2 separate regions of the Homo sapiens genome follow, and region 2 is linked to region 1. A link is an interaction called in ENCODE POLR2A ChIA-PET data of the cell type or tissue named here. Cell type or tissue: MCF 10A. All regions are shown on one strand. Links, peaks and the distances in the headings refer to the core of each region. The heading gives the core; the rest is flanking DNA. Region 1 overlaps CMIP (c-Maf inducing protein). Region 2 overlaps CMIP (c-Maf inducing protein).

The links. ChIA-PET counts read pairs that join two places held together with the same protein. Peaks named below come from ENCODE experiments on the same cell type or tissue, not always from the same donor. Only the 100,000 strongest peaks of a DNase experiment are listed, where the experiment ranks them.
Region 2: POLR2A ChIA-PET joins it to region 1 with 15 read pairs; 11 of 35 experiments call an interaction of 5 or more read pairs at or near these places.

The regions. Positions count from the first base shown.
Region 1 is chr16:81,523,223-81,534,369 of GRCh38, forward strand. All of the region lies in intron 1 of CMIP (c-Maf inducing protein), which reads left to right. It overlaps MIR7854 (microRNA 7854), which reads left to right and starts at 10,680; the gene lies at 10,680-10,744. RefSeq lists enhancers at 9,058-9,559, 9,560-10,059. In MCF 10A, for the core only: no CTCF peak of the experiment used is centred there; a DNase peak (open chromatin) is centred at 3,879.
Region 2 is chr16:81,615,488-81,626,634 of GRCh38, forward strand. CMIP (c-Maf inducing protein) reads left to right here. Exons shown (of 21, transcript NM_198390.3): 3 at 5,389-5,439. Among named protein-coding and RNA genes, the nearest start is that of MIR6504, 9.7 kb to the left of the region's middle. RefSeq lists enhancers at 403-1,246, 1,144-1,293, 1,247-2,089, 3,016-3,616, 7,941-8,010 and 2 more and a silencer at 8,131-8,180. In MCF 10A, for the core only: a CTCF peak has its summit at 8,074 (motif pointing right); DNase peaks (open chromatin) are centred at 6,154 and 8,084.

The sequences.
Region 1 (11,147 bases), core at 1,982-6,981:
TGTATGTTTTTAAAGTTCCCTTGCAGCTTGCCTTTTTCCACCCTATCCGACGATGCTCATGTGTTGGAGATCTCTCCGTTGATTCCTGAATATCTAGTTCATTTCTTTTGATTACTGTGGAGTCACTCCCTGTTTGCCATCTTGTTCCATCTGAGTGCGAGGCCTGAATGGGGGACAGACTCACCCCCTGTCACACAGAAGGACGTGGGGCCCACAGTCACACGGCCGCAAGGTGGGTCTGGTACCCTCCCAGCACATTTTGGTTGGACTCCAGAAGCAGGGCTTCCCTCACGATACCTCAAGCTTACCTGGGCCCCGGCCAAGCAACTGACTCATCCAGTCTGACAAATCCAAATTCTCGAGTCACTCAGCCCAACCGTGGTTGCCTCATTTAGATCCCAGCCAAACCCCCTTCCCGCGAAAAGCCATGGTGGCCTAGAACGAAGTCTGGAAAAGAACCAAGAGGACAGCATCTTTTGTCTGGAGAGCACCGTGCCTGTTCTCCAACCACCTCGTAGCCCCTGGTGGAGCCTCCCTCCTCCCCCAGGAAGAAGGTGAGCTGAGTCACCACCAGGTAACCCTGAACCTCGCTCAGACACAGCTTCCTTTAGCTAGGAGCCTGGATGTAACACCCAGCTCATCCCTTGGCTCCCTCCAAACGTCAAGGCGTCTTGAACTAAAAGCCAGCGCCTGCACACCGGCAGAACTTTGCAGCTCCTGGCTCCTGAGTTGTAGGTGTTTTTGCCAGGTGTGCCTGTACGTGTGTATGTGTGCCCATGGGTGGACAGTGTTTCTGTGCTCCTTGGAGTAGGCTTATTTTTCTGTCTCTTAAACTGGCTCCCTTGGCCTCTGCCTCTTTCACGGGTTCCATGCGGAACCCTCTGACCTGTGAGGTGCTAGGCTTGTCACAGCATCTATTAGGAGACCTGAAAGACAGGACCCTGTAATGCCACGATCCATTGCTTATAAAGGAAGCCAGTATTGGGGTCAGACAGAGCTGGATTCTCTCAATTGCTCAGCAAGTGTTTATTGAGCACCTCCTCTGTAGTGGGCTCTGGGGGTAACATGGCACATGAAACAGAGATGGTGTCTGTCCCACTGGAGCTTAGAGGGGCAGAGACTGTCTACAAGTGACAGAGAGATACAGAGAGAATTATAAGTCTGAGTTCTTCAGCCAGTCTGGCTCTGCTATGTCCTAGACAGGTGACCTTGGGTGAGTTAACTAAGTCATCTGTAACGTGTTAGCCACAACCTACTAAGCTCGTGGGGTTATCTGGAAGTCTTGGTGAGACAGTGTCTGCAAAATGCTTATCGCCAAGCCAGGCACGTCATCATTGCCCAAGGTATGGCAGCTGCAGCCATCACGGCCCTCATTTTGCAGATGCCGAAATTGAGGTCAGAGAGGTGAAGTAACTTGCCCACGGTGGCACAGCTCATTAGTGGGTTTGGCGGCACAGGCCCTGCTCAGAGCCACCCAGCGACTCAGCTGTCAGTCACAAGTGAGGCTGTTCCTATTCTTGACAGTAACTGCGCCTTCCCATGTTCTGCAGGGAGCATTTTTATTTCTTTTCTTTCTTTTTTTTTTTTTTGAGATGGAGTCTCATTCCTCTGCCCAGGCTGGAGTGCAGTGTTGCTATCTTGGCTCACTGCAACCTCCACCTCCCAGGTTCAAGTGATCCTCCTGCCTCAGCCTCCTCTTAGTAGCTAGGACTACAGGCACATGACATCATGCCTGGCTGATAATTGTATTTTTAGTAGAGATGGGGTTACACCATGTTGGACAGGCTGTTCTCAAACTCCTAACCTCAAGTGATCCGCCCACCTCGGCCTCCCAAAGTACTGGGATTACAGGCATGAGCCACCATGCCTGGCCCCTATTTTTATTTCTTTAAATTATTCATTTATTTTTTATTTTTATTTTATTTGTTTATTTTTTCTTGAGATGGAGTCTTGCTCAGCCACCCAGGCTGGAGTGCAGTGGCACAATCTCGGCTCCCCACAACCACCATCTCCCAGGTTGAAGCGATTCTCATGTCTCAGCCTCCCAAGTAGCTGGGGTTACAGGCACCCGCCATTATGCCTGGCTAATTTTTGTGTTTCAGTAGAGACAGGGTTTCACCATGTTGGCCAGGCTGGTCTTAAACTCCTGACCTCAGGTGATCCGTGCATCTCGGCCTCCCAAAGTGCTGGGATTACAAGCATGAGCCACTGCCTCTGGCCCCTATTTTTATTTCCTTAATTTTTTTTTTATTATGGTCAAATACATATAACGTAAGGTTTACCATTTTAAATCTTAAAAAACATTTTTTTTAAGAGACAGAGTATGGCTATGTTGCCCAGGAACTCCTGGGCTCAAATGGTTCTCCTCCGTCAGCCTCTCAAGTAGCTGGGAGTACAGATGTGTGCCACTGGCCTAGCCAATCATTTTTAAATGTTAAAGTTCGTTGAGTACATTCATATTGTCATGCGACCATCCACCATCATCCATCTCCAGAACACTGTCATCTTCTCAAACTGAAACTCCGTCCTCATTAAATGATAGCTCCACATTCTGCCTACTCCCGACCCCTGGCAATCACTTTTCTGCTTTCTGTGTGTATGCATTTGACTCCTCTAGGAACCTCGTATGAGTGGAATCAGAAGATTTGTCTTTTTGTGACTGGCTTATTTTACTTAGCGTAATGCTCTCAAGGTTCACCCATATTGTAGCATGTATCAGAATCCTTTTTTTTGTTTAAAGGTTGACTAATAATACGTGTGTGTGTGTGTGTGTGTGTGTGTGTGTCTGTGTGTGTGTGTGTGTTCGTCCATTCAGTTTGTCCGTTTGCATTTCAGTTGCTTCTGCGTTTTGGCTTTGAGAATAGTGCTGCTGTGAACATTGGTATATAAGTATCTTTTTGCATCCCTGCTTTCAGTTTGTTTGGGTCTATACCTAGGTGCAGAGAGCATTTTCTCGTCAGGAGTAAAACAAAAGGGACAAAAGAAAGCTCCTGACTTCCAGGAATTCTCAACCTTGGGTCCTTGGATAGAATTCAAGTGATCTGTGAACTTGGATGTGGCATTTTAAAAAAGACATCTTTATGGTCACCAACCTGTAACTGAAATTTAGCATTTGTTTCCATGACGGCTGTAGGCAGTACCAATCACAGTGGTGTTAGCAGTGCCTGTGACTTAGTCATCAATAGAAATCGCGGGTGTTTGCATATTTCATTCCTGTTGTTGTGGATATCTTGGAATATCATTACATTCATCAGTACCCCAAAGTTACAGTAGTTATCAGGCCCACAGCTAGGTCTTGTTATACGATGGATTAATAAAGAGGGGATCTGTTACTCCATTGGAAATTTTAAGGGATATTTTGATAGCTGTTTTTCATTATGATCAGCTTCCTTTCCTTTGCAGTTTCCTATTTATTTTATACTTTTAAGAAGATTACTCTAAGAAGGGGCCCAGAGGCTTCACCAGACTACCAAGGGGTCCAAGGCACAAAAAAGCTTAGGAAGCCCACTCTTGCCTTGCAGAGGTGCCCCCGGGAGGGGTCACAGTGAAGGCCCCAGCCCGCCAGAGGAGCAGGTTTGCGTTTGGTTTCTGGGCAGCTCTGTGGAAGGCAACCCAACTTCCTTTGGAAGGGCCCTGAGCCTCTCTCTACCCACTCCAATATAAGAAGAGAAATTTTGCTTTATAATGAGCAGGAATCTTCTCTCAGTTCCTTGGATGGCTTTGGACATGTTTTGAGTTTGTTTGGATTCCCAGGAGTGAGCACACAGGGCGTGAGCTTTGCAGTTTGGGGCCTGGTTTCTGAAGAAGTTGCAAACAGGGTGATGGTGCAGTTCAGACAACACGCGCGGGCCAGGCAGGCCTGGACCTGAAAGGAATGTGTTTTCTTGGTTTTTGTCTGCTACAGAATTTCTCAGCTCTCCAGCTCGTTGGCTCAAAGTGTGTCAGGAAAGGGGGTGCTGGGTAACAAGACGATGGTGGAGAGTGAGGTTTGCAGACACACCCTGGCTTGGCCGGGAGCCCACGGTGGGGGAGGTTGGCTGAGTGTGTAAGAGCCTTTGGGTTCACAGCCTGCATGCCAGAAATATCATTTATCGTCAGTAATAATGATAATGCCTGATGGACGGGTAAAGGAATAGCTAGATACCAGAAAAAAACACCAACAGGGACATGTTCATTGTAGAATCTAGGTGGTGGGTGTAAGGGTATTCATCCATTCTTTTCTTCTTCTTTCTTTTTATTGAAGTATTACTTACTTTCAAAAGTACACAACCAAATGAACAGCTCCATGAATTATCCCATCTCATGGACCTACCACCAGGCTATCAGTTGGATTTTGTTTCTACCATGGAAGCATCCTCAGACTTTTCCCAGAGACCACCCTTCATCCTCCTCCCCCGCGATAACTCTCCTGACCACAGTGTCTGTGTTTATTTAGTTTTTTTAGAAGCTTCAACTTTACAGAAAGCAAATCAATGCGTGTTCTTTTATGTCTGGCCTCTTTGGCTCCACATGTGTTTGTGAGCTTCATCTACATTCTGTTTAGAGCTGAAGGTTATTTATTTTTGTTGCTGGATCACATTTTATCCTAAAAATATCCCATTCTACTGACGGTGGGCATTCACGTTGTTGCCTTCTTAGGCTTTTATGAATAATACTGCTAGGAAGTCTCTTGCGTATGCCTTTTTGGGAATGTGTGCATGAAATTCTGTTGGCTTATAGTTAGGCATGAGTTGCCATTCGCTGGTATTGCATAGGTTCACCTTTTGTAGAGAAAACCAACCTGTTTTCCAAAGTGGTTGTACCAGTTTACATTCCCAGGAGCAGTATGGGTGATTTCTGGTTGCTTCATATCTATGCCAACTTGTTATTGTCAGTCTTTTAAATTTTAGCCATTTTGGTGGGTATATAACAGTATTCAACTTTTCTTTAAGTCTGAAATTTTTCATAATAAAATGTTGGAGAAAAATATCCTTCACATTCATGACAACTTCATAGAAAAATAGTATTTTTAAGGAGATGGTTGAAATTGGCGCTTGTCTGGTCTTGGAGTGAAGACTTTTTTTTTTCATTCTAAACAATGCCAAGGCTGGCCCTTCCTCCTATGACCCTGTGGCTCCCCAGTCCACCATTGGTCTCATGCTGAATGCTGGATACATTTTTAAAAGCTGGGTGTAGCCAGAGACAGGGGCCCGGAGTGAGGTTGGGAGTACCTTGAAGCTGTGCTCATGCATTGAATTGATATGACCAGAGGTGGAGCGTGGAGCTGGTTCCTGGCCTGGTAGAAGTTCTTACACTTTTTGCTGGTCCCAGAGAGATGTACTTTTGAGTCAGCCTGGGAAATTAAAATAGTTCATTGAGTTTTGGCTAATTCTGGTAACTATTCCTAGAATCCTCCTGGTCATTGGTTTGAGGTCACAGCTACCTGCTTGCTGGGGCTTCCCTCTCTGACTTAGCACAAATGATGCCCAAGTCTTGAGCTTCTTCCTCATGTTGTTAACTGCTCAGCTGAGTTATTTCAATGGCATGAAAGAAACATAGAATTAAGGTCATAGAGCATGGTCCTAATTCATGCCTGCTCGCCCTGCTTTACTGCCATCATCATCTATCTCCTTGCTTTCACTCAACAAATATTTGGTGAGCGCGATTTTTTTGTTAGGCACTCACCCATGCTCCCTCCCTTCCTTTCTCCTCTCCTTCAGTTTGTTTGCCTACCAGTCCATGCACCCACCCGTCCATCCACCCACCCATCCCTCCATCTATCCGCCCATCCCTTTATCCCTTCATCCATCACTTACTGATGGCTTTACCCATTGTAAATCAGGCCTTGGCTAGATACAGATGAATGAGCTGTGGTCCTTGCCTTTGAAGTATTCCCCCATACTGTGACAAATGATTAAATAGTTATTCATAATGCAGCATGACACGGATATAAGGGGGGAAGAAGAGAGAGGTCTCTAGGGCAGGTTGGGAGGATGAAGAAAAGCTTTCTGGAGGTCACAATGCTATTGCTGCATCTTGAGAATATCTTGGGATGGGCCCGTGAGGGAGGGTAAAGAGAGAGATTGGGGGCACATGGTTTCTCAGATGGTACATGATACAGAGGGTAGCCATGCTTGGGACACTCAGTGAGCCCCGAGTCACCGAGTGTGGGTGGGCAGAGTGTGAGGGGCTGGGTGACATAGATGGCTCTGGATCTGTCAGCAGTTTGGTTGGGGCTTGTTGGTCTTCGAGGAGATGGGCTGTGAAACTGTGGGGCAGTGAGATCTGTGTGGTGGACAGACTCATGGGCCCTCAAAGATGCCCATGTCCTACTCCCCAGAAATGGAATATGCTGCCTGCAGGATGAAGAGGATTCCGCAGAGGAGACTGGGTTGAGGAGCTTGGGATGGGGAGGTTACCCTGGATTATCCAGGGGGGCCAGTGTCATCACAGGGGTCCCTACCAGGGACAGAGGGAGGTGGGAGAGTCTGAGTCTGAGGAGGAGATGTGCGGAGGCAGAGAGCAGCCTTGCAATTCCCGGCTTTAAGATGGAGGAAGGAGCCACCAGCCAAGGAATGCAGGCAGCCTTGGAGAACGGGCAAGGATACTCCTTCTCCTCTGGAGGCTCCAGAAGGAGCCAGCCCTGCCCACACCTTGATTTTAGCCTTGTGAGGCCGTGTTGGGCTCTGACCTCAAGAACTGTAAGAGAAGAAGCCATTGCGTGTGTGGCCATTTGAGCAGCCATAGGAACCTTATACATGGGCAGGTGCAGGGACATCTGAAAACCTTTGTACGAGGGTCCGCATTAACAGTGAGAGGATAGGGTTTTTGGCTGGGGACAGTAAGACCATCATCACTGCGTGAAAACCTTCTCAAAGAGTCCATCTTTCAGTCAGGCCGCTATAAATTTATCTCTATAGATCATTCGTTGTTAAAATTAAGCCCAGGGGGAAAATCAGACTCATTCAGGATCAAGGAAAGTCACAGAATCTGATCCATTCCTACCAGGGTCCCACGTCTTATGAGGCTCCAGCCTTCTTACTAGAGGATTCTGATACTTTATTACCCCAGGCGAATGTGATTTGAGTAGAGTCCTGCTTTTGGGGGAAATAAAATCCCAGTAAAGGTGGATCCGGATCCCTCAGGGACCTAGGTGCAGTTCCTGTTCCTCCCGTCTCGCCTCTGTTGCGCTGCAAGGTGGGGTGTGTAGTGAGTATCACTGTAACCTGTACTTTTCTAAAGTCAAACAGATTTCTCTTGGTGGGAGGACGTGTCTTTTGTGGGATCGGTGTAGCCCGTCTGAGTCAGTGACTCACCTGGCACCCCTGGCAGCTGACTTTCCTGGCAGTTCACTCGAGTCTCTTGCCTCTGCTCACAAAAGCCTGCGCCTTTATTCAGCTTTCCTCACCGCTTCCCAAGGCAGAGCAGAGCCTCTCCCGCCCGCCTCCCACATCTCTCCCTTAGCTGGGTGCCCGCGTGGCTGCTACCTCCGAGGCTTCTGTGTCACCGGGTAGTGGAAATGTCACCGAGTGTCAGAGCTTCGAGCCTCCTCCAGATCCATCCAAGGTGGCATCACTAAGTGGCATTTGTGTGCTAGGCACGTACCCTCTTTTACATACATTATCTTCGATCAGTTCAGCTTCTTCTGCATAAAAAAGAAATTTCTCTACCGTCCCAGGGAGAATAATTGGAAAAGCGAGCCCTGAGTACTCAGCCCACCCGCCCTTCTCCTGCTGAACTGTCGAACGTAGCCACCAGCTAGCCTGAGCTTGTTCTGATGTCTTCTGGGATCGTCATTGTTATGGGTTGAACTGTAGCCTTCAAAAGGCACGTTTACGCTGTAGTCTCTGTACCTGTGAGCATGACCTTCTTTGGAAATAGGGACTTTGCAGATGCGACCAAGTTAAGATCATGCTGGAGGTCATGCGGGAGGTCATGCTGGAGGAGAGTGGGCCCAAATCCAGTGACTGTGTCCGTAAAAGATGAGGGAAACTTAGACACAGAGAGACACACAGGGACGAGCACCGTGTGACAGCAGAGACAGATTCAGCTGCTAGCCAAGGAATGCCAAGGATTTTGGCAGCCCCAGAAGCCCCAGAAGCTGAGAGAGGTGTGGAGCAGATCCTGCCTCAGAGCCTCCGGAGGAAATCAACCCTGTTGACATCTTGACTTAGGACTCTCAGCCTCCAGAACTTTAAGAAAGCACATTGCTGATATGCAGGCCACCTGGTTTATGGTCTGTTGTTCAGGAGGCCCTTGGGACATCAATGCCCTCAGTCCAGTCTCGATTCTACGACCCTACCCGTGTTTTGTTTTTCACACCAGGCCGTCTCTACCCGCATGGTTAGTGCTGACCAAGTAGGAAGTTGGGACACTTGAGGCATCTCTGTGACGTGCTCACATGGCTTGAGGAGGCTCGGGCCACACCTCGAGGGGCAAGCCTGGGCCTGCCGCCCGACCTTTGCTTGGAGAACTGGGTTCACTGGGTTTAAGAATCATTCCTTTTCCTTCCAAGTTAACTGCTTTCAAGAGGTCAACCCGTGTGTCATGGCTTTTCCCAGACTGGCTGATTCAAACCATGTCACCACCAGGAAGGGGGAAACAGAAGATGATTGACTAAGAAACATTCATTTCTGTTGCAAATTACTAGTTGGGGCTAGTTGTTGATTATCTCACCTCCATTGCTATTTGTATTTAGAAATGGCTCATAAATTTGCTTACATGGGTTTGGTTTGTCTTCTAAATGAAATGATTGCACTGCACATACTTCTAAAACTGTCCTGCGATTTGATAGCTTCCATTTCATGGCGCTTCTTCTGGATGTCAGGCACTAAGTCGGGCGCTTTATTCTGTAGTTCTCCTAGCAATCTGGTGAGCTCCACTCTACAGATAAGGAAATCGAGGCCAAGGACAGCTAAAGAAGCGAGGTGCGCAAGGTGCCCAGGTCCGAAGTGTTTCCGCTGCTTTCAGACTGCAGTCCCAGGGCTCAGGAGTCCATGCTTTCTGCGTATCTTCACGCTGGCCACGGATCACCTCATCATTAGATGTCGAAGTTGAACAAGTGGTGTTCACATTCGGACGTGTGTTAGGTAGAAGTGTGTGTGCACCTGCGTGTGCGTGTATGTTCCACACGCTGATGCAGGAGGTATACGCACAGATATAATTGTCTTTTAGAAGATTGACTATCACTAATTTTGAAAAATTTCCTGAATGACCTTTCCTGCCAGGCCAATACATTGAGCCCAACAGATAAATCCCTGAACTTATTCGCAGTCTCTAAGTACCTTTAGAATCCCGGGGGTCGCCCTGAGCCTCCCCAGGGACTAGCGCTGTTGCCCTCGCTCAGTCTCGCCACCACAGGAGGCCTCGGCTTGCCCAGCAGCTGAGTCGGGAGAACCTTTCCCAGGTCCCGAGGCAGCGGGAGGCGAAGCCAGGAGACCCACCTGGTGCCAGGGAAGAGCTGTCACCTGGGCCTTTCCTCCAGGAGCCTCCAAGGAAGGTGGAGGTGTGACATCAGAGTGTTGGGATGTGGAGGGGTGTGACTCCCTGGGATGCAGCTCTGTGCCCTGACTCCAGTGTGCCATGCTTGGCTGATCTCTCAATGATTAACTGTGTGACCTTGGACACACCGTGTTGCCTCCTGCGCCTCTCTGCCCAGACAGCATGGCAAGTGAAAGCCTCCCTCCCTTACTGATGGTGTGATCTGGGCTGCCTCCTTGGACACGCCAAGCCTGCTGTGCCTCGAGGCCTTTGCCCTGACTGCTTCCTCTGCCTGGGATGCCTGTTGTCTAAACACCCACACCACACGCTCCCTCGCTTCCCTCCTGTCTCCTGTCAGAAGTCACCTCCTTGGGCTGTCCTTGATCATTCCATCCATCCAAAAAGTTGGCACCCACTCCCACAATTTTTTATTTCTCGTTCCCTGACTTACGTTTTTTTCTCCTGAGCATATGTTATCATCTGACAGACCACGCGTTTCTTACTTATTTTGTTTATTATTCCATCCCACTAGAAAGGCAGGGGTTTGCCTGTTTTTTCCCCATGACTGTATCCCCAGCATTTAGAACAGGGCCTGGCACCTGCTAGATGCTCAGTACATAGTTTTGAGTGAGTGAACGAATGAATGAATCATCAGTCAGTCAAACTTTGCAGCACTCACTTTGTCCATTGGAATAAAGTTTGCCTGTTAAGTACATGGTAGCCACTCAGTACATGGTAGCTAAGGTTATGTGCATGATTTTTTATATTATTGTCATTATGTGCTTTATTGTTTTTATTTTTATTTTTATTTTTTTGAGACGGAGTCTCTTTTTGTCACCCAGGCTGGCATTCAGTGGTGTGATCTTGGCTCACTGCAGCCTCCGTCTCCCGGGTTCAAGCAGTTCTCCTGTCTCAGCCTCCAGAGTAGCTGGGACTATATGCACGTGCCGCCATGCCCAGCTAATTTTTTGTATTTTAGTAGAGACAGGGTTTCACCGTGTTGCCCAGGCTGGTCACAAACTCCTGAGCTCAGGCAGTCCACCTGCCTCTGCCTCCCTAAGTGCTGGGATTACAGGCATGAGCCACCGCGCCTGGCCTATGTGCTTTATTTTTACAATCAGAGGGCTGCACTAGCAGATCTGAGAGCATGACCGGGGTGGAGTCCATGCAGGGCCGCAGGGAACACTAGTCAGAAGGAGGCAGTGAACCTCTCCTGCCCTTTCCTTCCATCTCCATCACCTTGAGCATCTTCTGGGCAGCTGAGGTGACCGCAGATGGGAAGGAAGGGCGCAGAGATGAGCATTTTCTTCTCTCCACCATCTGGTTCCAGGCAGGGCAGGAGAGGGCCCCGTGAGAGCTACTGCTCACGGCTACCACGGCTGCCTGTGGGTCAGAGCATCTCCACGCTGGAGCTGGGCCACACTGGTTCCTGCACCCGGGCAGCCTGTGGCCAGGCTGCGTTTCAAAGCCAGGACTTTCAGGAATGCACCCTTTTGACCACACAGCAAGGCCACACATACCCAATAGCAGTGGACTCTGAGCTCTTTAAAATTGTGAATGTTGCCCAGTGGCCCTCAGTCAGGATTTGTTCCATTAAACCTCATTCACTGCCCTCATTTTATGGGTTTGTTGACTGTTTGCATTTGCTCCGCAAGTTGTTTATATTCTTTGTGTGTTTTATTTTCAAT
Region 2 (11,147 bases), core at 3,170-8,169, 93 kb after region 1:
GTGTGTGTGGTGTGTGTGTCTGTGTGCAGGTGTATGTGTTTTTGTGTGTGGTATGTGTGCATGTGTAACTGTATGGTGCGTGTGTGTATAGTGTGTGTGTCTGTGTGTGTGGTGTATGTGTCTTTGTGTGGTGTGTGTGTATGTGTAACTGTATGGTGTGTGTATGTGTGTGGTGTGTATGTGTCTGTGTGTGTGGTGTATGTGTCCTTGTGTGTCGTGTGTGTGCATGTGTAACTGGTGTGTGTGTGTATGGTGTGTGTGTGGTGTATGTGTCTTTGTGTGTGTGCATAAATGTTGACATTACATGGGTGTGAGTCCATAGCTTGTTTTAGGTTCTCAAAGGGGTCCATAAACCCCCCTGAATCAGGTGATCTTTAAACTCCCTTTGGCTTCTGATGGAAAGATGCTCATTGTTACCGTGGACAAACATGGCTGAAGCCTCTGCCTTCTTCCAAAGTGCAGCCAGCCTAAACGGGGGTGGGGAGGGGACCACGGCCAGCTTTCCTTCTCGTCGCACTGGGGCAGAAGGAGCCGGGCGCGGTGGGTGGGAGATCTTGGCTGTCTCTGCCTCCCTGGAAGGAGGCGCAGGAGAGTTCCGCATCGAGACTGTCCTCAGCCCGGCATCTCTGTGCCTTGCCTTACATGTCATTAATTCATTCAGCTGTATTTTTTTTTTTTTTTTTTTAACACCAGGCTCACTGGAGCAGTCGCAGTTAATCCTACGTGGATCCTGCCTCCTCTCCCAATCCTGTGGGTGGGACATAAATACCCAGCCAGCCTCAGGGTGTGGGCCGAGGGCTTGAAGAAGTGGCCGCCAGAAGCTTCAGGAGAGCGGAGGAGGGATGGGGTCCTGGCCGAGGTGTGGGGAGGGCAGGGGCAGGCGCCGGAGTGTGCAGAGGCACCCCACTGCCTGCTCCGAGCCTCAGCTTCCTCATCTGTAAGATGGGTGCGTTGAGGAGGAGAGGAGGTGTGTGTGAGCATTTCTCGTGGTGCCTGGTACCGAGTAAGCACCCGTGGTCTGTGGTTGGTAGTGACATGCGTCATCGCACTTAGTTCGCCAGCCTGTGTCATACCTGTTTAGCTGGGATCTGCAAACTAAACCTGCCTTCTTGAACCGAAACCTGCCTTCTTCCTGGACTGCCACACCGACCTCCAAGAGTTGAGAGGATCCCAGAGTGGAACAGAAGTGGCCAGAAAGCCAAGTGTGGCTGGGGAAGGGGGTCACACCCTCCTATGGGAGGAAAGGCTTGGAAACCCAGATGGCTCTGCCTGGAAGGATGGGGCTGAGAAGAGACTGATGTGTAGCAGTGTCTGTGGTCAGTGGCTCTGAAGAAATCCGTCCCAGGCCTTTAGACATCAAGTGCTGCTGTGAGAGGCAGGCTACGAGGACCCAGCTAAGACTGGAGGCTCCTGCAGCTCAGCAGGAAGTCACAGGGGGCGTGGCCAGGCCAGGCAGCTGGGGCCCAGGAGGAGAGATCTGTCAGCCATCCCTGCCAACAACTCAGCAGTGGGCCGGACCCAGTCTGGCAGGGCCAGAACCATCTGGATGTGAGCTCGGGGCAGAGGAGACGCCAGGAGCACCAACGGTGTGACCAGGAGAAGCCACAGTTGTGGAAATGCTGGTTCCTTCTGTAAAAATGCCTACGGGGCAAACACATCAGAATGTCCACTTTGAAAAGGAAGAAGGGGCCAAGAGCCAGTAGGCCCTGCAGGTCCCTCAGGGCTCTCATGTGCCGGCAGCCGAAATGGGATCTGGCCATCCCAAGCAGGAAAGGAATGTACTAGAAGAACGGTGGCAGCCTGGAGAATGGCCTGGAGCTGGGGTCGGGGCATGCAGGTGGTAGTCCCATCACCACCAGTGCAGGAAGGTGCAGGGCAGGACCCAGCTCCTCCCAGGTGAATTCTCCCTGCCCCATCTCCATAGCACTTGCCCAAGATCCAGAGTCCTGGGCAAGAACCTCTGCCTGGCCAAGCCAGAGGACTGGCTCACACACTGTTGAGGAGGGCTGGAAGGCCCCCTAAGACTCATGAGCCAGGGAGACCCCAGATGGGAAGGGCTGGGCTAGCCATCGTGGAGGACGGTCTGTGTTGGGTTTCGCTACAGAGGCTGGGGAAGGGAGTCTCCTCTGGTCATTCTCTACCACCTGTGACACCTGGGTCACTTTCCTCTTTCTTCCTTTGTTTCTGTGTTCATTCGTTCCAGTGTAACCAGCTCTGGCCCAGCCAGGCACTGCTCACCTAGCTGTGGAATCAGAAATAAGACCCTGCCCTCAAGGAACTCCTAGTCCATTCATTCCTTTGTTCATTCATTCAGAAAACACCTGTTGGTCTCCTGGTGCTCCAGGCCACAGGATACAGTGGTAGGTAGAGCATGCGTGGCCCCTTCCCTCTTAGGGTCACACATATATACAGGGCACTTTGGCGGGGCCAGTGGACACAGAAGAGGGAGGGATGTGGTTGTCCTCCTCCACCTTCTTTTTGTCTTTGCTTGGCCGTTCCGTCCAGCCGGTGGCAGCTTACAGGCACTGCCTGGGTCCACTGTGGACCCTCAGAGCCAGTGGAACAACTCACATCCGCGTTATACCAACCTGGTTGTACCTCCTGCTTTTATTTCCTATTGCTGCTGTGACTGCTTGCCCCTAACTTTGTGGTTAAAAGAACACAGATTTAGTCTCTTATGGTTCTGGAGGTCCGAAGTCCAACACAGGTCCCATGGGGCTAAAACGAAGGTGTCAGGACTATGTTCCTTCTGGAGGCTCTCGGGGAGAATTCGTTTCCAGCTTCTAAAGGCTGTCCGCATTCCTTGGCTCATGGCCACATCACTCTGACCTCTGCTTTAGTCTGACTCTGCCCTCCTGCCTCCCTCTTGTGAGTACCCTTGTGATTTCATTGGGCTACCTAGATCATCCCCATCTCAAGACCTTGAACTTGGTCACATCCAGAGTCCCGTTGCCACGCAGGATAACTTAATCACAAGGGATTTAGGATGGAACATGTTTAGGGGGCTTTATTTTCCTTACCACCTCCTTCTCTCTCTGGCCCCCTTGGTGTGTGAGGAAGCACAGGAATGGATGTGGACCAGGCATGCCCTGGAGCCAGCTCATCCCAGCTTGCACCTGCCCACCAGAGCTGATCGTGCCCGTCTCTCCCCAGCTCTGGCCCAGGGGCATCCCCTTGAAGGTGTGGAATCAGCCAAAATGGGATTGTTCACAACACAGAAATCCGCACACGCCGGGATCAGGGCTTGTTGTTCCAGAGAGCCTGATGTTAAGCATTTATCAGCACAGACCTGGCCGTGGCTGCTGACGCTGCTGGCCCCTGTTTGTGGAGTGTTTGCACGTGCCAGGCACCGTGCTGAGGAAGCACTTTTCATGGATTAGCTCATTGTTTGGGATCTTCGCACAGCTCTCCCCGAGCAGGGTGTATTTTGTCATCCTAATGAATAGGAATTGTCACAAGACCAGTAGAGCTTGGGCAGTGCTGATGGGAGGGAGCTCAGCAACAGTCTCTCCAGGGGGCTGTTTCTCCTCCTTGGCCTCCGCAACTCTGGGCAGGGGGCACAGGCTTGGGTCGTCAAGCAACTTGCTGCAGTCACACCACTAGACACGACAGAGCCGAGACTTGAACCTGCACCTGTAAGAGGCTCAGCCCTTGTCGGAGTTCCTGTGTCACACGGAGGGCTTGCCTCCTGCCTGCTTTGCACTTGGGTAGACTCAAGCTCCACCAGCATCAGGGTGGCTGGTGTGGATTCGTGCAGTCCAGGGTTCAAAACTCTGAGTCCCTGAGCTCACTCACCAGAGCCTGAGTCCTCACCACACTTGCTACTGGAATGGATCATTTATGCAAGGCCAGAGATTGCTCCAGACCCTGACCTCGGAGAGCAGCTGATGTTTCGTAGATGACTTGGGGAGCGGGAGGTGGTCACCTGTAGCGTGATCCGGATCTCCTCGAACAAGGGTGAAACAAAGCGGTTACATGCTTGAGTGTGTGTGTGCGCGTTTGTGTGCCTCGAGGCAGAAGGTGGATGTTCGTGCTTGGAGAGAGACTCTAGCCTTCGTCAGACCCCCTGAACCGTCAGAGGCAGGGTCACTTTGGAGAGAGGGTTGTGGGTTCTGGTGGGGAACGCACGCTGCACTTCGGCCCAGCCTGGGGTGGAGGGGTAGCCAATGGGGAACTCAGAATGGTCCGGTGTTGTGGTTTACAGCAGGGGTCAGATTACCTGGGTTCAATTCCTGGCCCCGCACCACATGTCTGTGAACACTCAGGAAAGTTTTTAACTTCCAAAGTCTCAGTTTCCTCATTTGTACCATGAGATGACAGTACCGACTTCACAGGGCTGTCTTGTAAGGACTGAATGAGCCAGTCCACACACAGGACTCAGAGCTGTGTCTGGCGTCCATGAAACACCATAGCATTACTGTTCTGTTAGCAGACCGAGAAAGGAGGTGAGAGCCGCAGTGATACTCATGAGGGATGGGAGGGCTGCCTTGGGCTGCATTTTATTGGAAAGGACTGGATGATGGCAATGGTAATGATAACAATAATAATAACGATGGCTGCATTTCTGACCACCTGCCATGTGCCAAGCCTGGTTCTAGATGCTCTACAAGAATAATTTCTGGTCTTTAAAACATCCCTGGAAAATCAGGGTTATTGTCCCCATTTTACAGATGGGAAAATTGAGGCTGAGATGTCCAAAGACTCACAGCTAGTGTGGGGTGGAGCTGAGAAGGTTTTGTTTCACCCGCTGTGATGTTTAGCCTAGGTCTGCTGGGTGCCGTTTACCATGATCTTCTGCCATTGGCAGGAGAAGGTCATGGTTAAATGCCCAGACTTGGAAGCCAGGCTACCCTGGGTCTGAATGCACTTCATTGTGAGATCTCAGGGTCTCGATTTTTCCCTCTGTGAAATGGGCATAATGATAGGTGCCACCTCATAGGGCTGCTGTGAGGACCAAGGAGAGACTACGTGGATAACAAAAGCCAAGTTCCTAGAACAGTCCTCATACACAGGCCCCCAGCCAGCCCCCACCATCCTCACTCCCAGGCCTCCAACCAGTTCATCCCATTCCCTCCCATGCCCCTAAGTCCAGCTGTGTGTGCAGTTAAAGCTCTCAAGTCAGCAGTGTCTGAAGTCACTCATATACAGCAAAGGAAGCACACGGTGCTAGTGATGTCTTGTTTTTAGGAAATCCTCCCTGACCAGCCCTTCTGTTTTGGTTTTGCACACAACAGGCTCAGCTTAGCATATCTTTCAGCAGGCTTGTTAGGGTCACAGGGCAGACGCTGTCTACAGAGCAGGCTTGGGGGCTCACATGCTGGCCTTGAAATGCCCTGAGATGCCGCAAGCTGATGACCGGACCTTGCTGTCCTGTTCTTGTCGTTACAGGCTGCCAATAGCTACCTGCGAGACCAGTGGTTCCATTCTCTGCAATGGAAGGTAAGTACTGACTCGGTTGCTTGTTTAAAGCGACTCAGGCAGTGGTGCGATGGCTTAAAGCCAATCTGTCACCCAGAGGCATGAAAGTGGAGAACTCATGCCTTCCAGATGGCTCAGCTGAGGAACTTTGTTCCCCTACCTAAGAGCCCCTGGCCCTTCGTCCTCTGCTGTTCAATTCCTGTCCCCTGCAGTGCTGAAATAGCATTCTCGCCCTGGTGTTCTCAAACCCTATAGCTGTTTTCCTGCTTCAAAAGGATCATAGAACTGCTTGCTCTCAGAGTGAGGGCGACCCTGAGGGGAGTCCAGCCGGGGAGGCTGGACTTCAGGGGCTCAAGATGCTTAGTTGAAAGTAACTTCCAAAGGCTGTGCCAAGTGTAAACTTAACAGAGATTCAAAATCCTGAGCCCTATTTCTGTAGTCTTCACTGATTTTCAGTTGTCGGATTCTGTGGCCTAATTTTCTGATTCTGGCTCTACATAGGATGGTTCAGAGCTTTCTGGCACATAAAGGGAACTTCATCTTCTTGGAGACCCAGGGGCAGATCTTCTAAGAGGGGTCCCCCAGCCACCCGAGGAGCCTGAGTTGTGCCCCATGGCTCAGGCGATGGAAACCTTGACGTCAGGACCAGGGCGTGAAGCACGTACAGTCAGCTTCTCATTCCTGCCCTGCCTCCCTGTCTCTCCTTGTCTTCTGATCTTCTGGTTTAGAACAAGCTTTGACAGGCCCCTGGCCCCACAGCGGGTATGGCTGGAATGACCAGTGTGTCATAAGCTGTCATCCTTACAGTAAGCTGGGGAGCCACAGGGGATGAACAGCTGGCCCCATGCAGAGCTGGGTGCCATGTCACGTGTTGGGAGGACCCAGGGAACACTCAGGATTCCTCTCATGGCTCCAGAGGGGCTCCCCCAACGGCCAGGGTTGGGGGCAGAAAGGCAACCCCAGATAATTACTTTCCTGGTCCCAGAGAGGGCCACTCCCCTCCTTTCCTCTGTCAGCTACTGGTCCTCTTGCTTTGTGCTGTGGGGCCAAGTCTCAGAAGCTGAGCTGAGTCTCCACGTTGGGTTGCAAAGGGGAAGAGAACTAGTGTTTACTGAGCTTCTACTGTGTGCCAGGACTGGCGTGTTTTGAGCTCCTACTGTGTGCCAGGAGCTCTGCTAGTCTCATCATGTCCATTTCACCCTCACCACAACCGCATAAGGTTGATGATTATCGTTGTTGCCATTTTCCATACGGGAAAGATGAGGCTCAGACTGGAGTCCAAGCTCCCATCGTTAGGAAGGGGCTGAGGCAGGGCTCAGCTCGACCTTTCCAGTACCTGTATGTACTGGAAATTTCTGAATGTAGTAGAGTGGGAAGGCATAGATGTCAGCCAAGCAGGTAAGGTGGTGCACACCTGCTCGTGTGATCAGCAGGTGCTACTGAGAGCTCTGTATCCACTGGGAGAACATCTCTGATGCCTGGGTCTCTCTTTGTGCCCGGGTACGAGTGTGTCTGAAGACAGGCGGGACATTCGTCAGCACCTACTGGGGACCGTCTGGGGGTCAGATGCCAAAGCAGTTGAGAGGGAGGACTGAGCGGTGTTGGTCACGGGGGTACCACCTCTTCCCTTCCCCATGGTGTTTTACTTGTGGGGCCTCAGAAAGTGACAGCCTTGCATTTTCTCTTAGCTCAGGACACGGCAGAATGTACTTGGAGACACACTGCCTACCCGACAGGTTGGGGGAAAAATGCCTTATTTAAAAGGAGGCCAAGATGAGTATCAATGAAGGCTGTCAGGTGCGGTATCCCACAAGGCTCTGTTTTCTGCCTTTCCCTGGTCCACATTTTCAACAGTGACTTACACGTGCACCTGGAAGGCAGCATTTGTGAAATCTGTGAGTATTGCACAGCTGCAAGGGGCAACCAACATGATGGGCATAGAAATGGACTTCAGGAGGCTTTGGCTAGAAAGATGATTTAAAAGCTCGGCCTTGAAACATTCAAATGTCAAGGATTGGCCAGGTGTGGTGGCTCATGCCTGTAATCCCAACACTTTGGGAGGCCAAAGCAGGCGGGTAGTCTAACTCAGGAGTTCAAGACCAGCCTGGGCAGCATGGCAAAATGCCATCTGTACCAAAAATACAAAAAATTAGCCGGGCGTAGTGGTGCGCCCATGTGGTCCCAGCTACTTGGGAGGCTGAGGTGGGAGGATCACTTGAGCCCAGGAGATGGAGGTTGTAGTGAGCCAAGATTGGTCCACTGCACTCCAACCTGAGTGATAGAGTGAGACCCCCATGCCCCACCCCAAAAATGTTAAGGTTTGCATGTGGGATTCAGACAGTTGATTGAGCAAGTCCAGAACTGGGATCACTGTGTTTCTAGCAGCTCTCATGAAGACCTGGATGTTTGCATTCAATTATGGTGGCATCCGGTTTATTTATGGTTGCTAAATTTAATCAAGCAGTTTAAAAAATTTTCAGAAAACCTAAATCAGGATGTCAAGGAACTGGCAGATGCCTGGGTGTGTGCTGGCCCACTTGCCAGGTGATCAATGGTAGTCTTTGCTCTCAGGGTGTAAGCTTTGGCTGTGTCTACAGCATGCTTCAGACACAGTGTTTCTCCTTGGACAATTGCCCCCCAATAATTTAGGTATGCTGCCACCAGGTGGCAGTGATATTTCAGTGTTGGCAACTTGATCTCAATTCCTGTGGCTCTTTGTACCCAGTTTTGGTGATATTTGAGAAGGCATGCTCTCCTTCCTTTTAAAATGGCAAAGAAACGTAAGGTGTTTTGGAGGTACCGCCAGCTAGCCAAATTAGCTGGGAAACGTGAATTTGGATCCTGGTTCTGTGGGCAGATTCCAGAAAGTGTTCACCTAATACAGATGCAGTTACTGAGTACATGTGAGATGCCAGGGCTGGCTAGGTCATTTCTGGTTCATTGTCGTTAAGCAGGTAATAGAACCAAGGCTCAGAGAGATCAAGTGACTTGCCTACAGTTGCCCAGCAGATTTCAATCCAGATCTGTGGGGCTGTCCTACCTCCTCCTTGATCACACCGTGCTTTTCTCTGAGATTGGGACTCCACAGCCCTCCCAGGACATAACCCCTCTGCTTCTGCTGATACAGCCACTCTCTCTCCCCTCTTTATTTACAACCACCTATTTGAGGTTTTTCTTTTTCTTTTCCTTCCTTGTTTCTTTTCTCTTTTCTCTGTCTTTAACTGAAAAAAAAAAAAAATCAGTGGAACATCAAAATTGAGGACCTTTAGAAATTCCACCACCTCAGCTTGAATTTTTTAACTCTCTTTTGTTTTTATTATTATACTTTAAGTTTTAGGGTACGTGTGCACAACGTGCAGGTTTGTTACATATGTATATATGTGCCATGTTGGTGTGCTGCACCCATTAACTTGTCATTTAACGTTAGGTATATCTCCTAATGCTATCTTGTTTTTGTCATTTTCTCTCCTACACCAATATACATTTGTCTCCTGTGGCTGCGGTGCACATACTGTCAGAATACGTTCTCCTGTATGTAAAGAATGCCACTTCCAGCCTGGGCGAAAGTGCGAGACTCCGTCTCAAAAAAAAAAAAAAAAAATGCCACCTCCTAAATACTGTGTCCCCATTGCTTAGTTTTGATCAAGTTGGACTTGCATCTCTAGGCCATTCCCAACAGGGGCAGCATCACCCCTAATGGGACCAAAATTGGTTCCTTGACACTTAAACAAATCTTAATGATTACAATAGTCTGTGGCCCTCCAAAGCTCGACCCTATTCAATGAAATCTTATTCTTGAGTATTTCTTCCAAAGGGAGGACAGATGAGGGAGACACTAGGGTTCCTTATGGGGACAGTCATGATAACAGGGTCGATTGACAACCGCTGCTATGGAATTGACCTCAAATTGTTTTGTGGAAGAAGGCAAATATCCAGGTCATCTTGGTCACGCTTTTCCGTCTGGGTAACAGTGTTGTTTTTGTGGCATCAGCTCAGAACTTTGAGCTGTTCACACACGGTTGTAGCTCCCATGTTGGAGGAGTTTGCTCGGCAATGGACACTGCATTTTGTGAATTACTTCCTCTCACTGAATAGGTTCTGTTCTTATCAACATTTGCAGATGGGGAAACCTGAGTGTAGAGAGGATAAGTCAGTCGCACAAGGTTCCAAGGCCACCAAGAAGGCAAGCGGGATTAGACCCTGAACATCTTTGCCTCTTTCTCTGAGCAGCTCTGCTCTTCCTCCCAGCCCTCCCGGCCTGGCCTCTGCCATGTTGGTCTGGGAGATCTGAGGAGGCCTGGAGCCTGCAGGAGGAGGGCCAGGATCTCCCAGCCCATGGCTGCTCCACCTCCCAGCATTCGCTAGAGCAGAAGCTGCAGTCCTGAGGGCCCCTGGGGAGGCCAGCCCTGTTTGGTTTGGGTGGTTCAGCCCTTGAGGCTAATTCCCAGGGGTGTGGAAGCATTAAATAGTTATTCTGGGTTAATGAGGCTTCATTTCTGACTCAGATGTACCTCCTGGCTCATGCCCTGGCCCTCAGAGGCCAAGCCCTGTGGTGACAGGCCTGTCTGCACATGAGGCTGTGAGGGCACAGGCCTGTGTGCACACGAGGCCATGAAGGCCCAGTCTGTGGGGCAAGGCCAAGAGCGTGTTCAGGCTGTGAGGGGACCGTGTGTGTTTACAAAGCATTGAGAAGATTGGCCTGTTTCTGTGTCCAGGGTTTCAAGGTGAGAGACCCAGGTATGCACAGCTGTGAGGGACAAGTCTGTCCATGTGAACAGGCCCAGGTGACAGGTCCAGGCTACTGGGCTGTGAGGAGACACACACCAGGCTCCTAGAGGAGCCCCGAGAAGCCAGGATGCACCTGCTATGGGAGCTGGAGCTCCTGGTGCCTCTCCACCTTCTCGCTTCCTGAGAGGGGTTCCTCAGGCCGAGGCACACTAGTCCTGGAAACCAAGATGGTTTTTCCCCAGGGGAAGTGAGGTCACTCAGAACAGCCCCAGGGGCCAAGCCCCAGAGCCGGGGACCAATGAGCAGACTGTGTGTCACAAGAAGCTGGCCTGTATTCCTGTCCCAGGGCTGCCAGGGCCAGAGGAGTGCCCTTGGCTCTGGGAAAATCCCAGCCCAGCTTTGGATCCTTTCTGGCTGCCTGCCCTGGCCACGCTGCCTTCTTCTTGCTGGGCAGGTTTCCCAGCCCCCTAGGGTGGCCACAGCCCCTCGATCACCGCATCCAGGCCCAGGCCTCTGTCCCTCCTCTGTGGAGAAAGGTGGAAAAGAATGTGGGGTGTGTGAGTGTGAGAGTGAGTGTGTGTGCGCGTGAGAATGTGTGTAAGAGTGAATGTGTGAGTGTGTGTGAGAGCGAGAGTGACTGAGTGTGACTGTGTGTTGTGTGGGGTGACTATTTTATGAGTGTGGTGAGGTGACTGGTGTGTCTGTGTGTGGTGTGTGAGGTGACTGTTTTGAGTATGTGTGGTGACTATTTTATGAGTGTGTGTGGCGTGTGGGGTGACTATGAGTGTGTGTGGGGTGTGGGATGACTATCTTATGAGTGTGTGTGTGTATGTGTGGCATGTGGGGTGACTTTTATGAATGTGTGGGGTGACTGAGCATGTGTGTGTGTGGTGTGTGGGGTGACTATGGGTGTGCATGTGTGTGTGGTGTGTGGGTGGCTTATGAGTGTGTGAGTGGTGTGTGGGGTGACGGTGTGCGTGTGTGTGTGGTGTGTGGGTGGC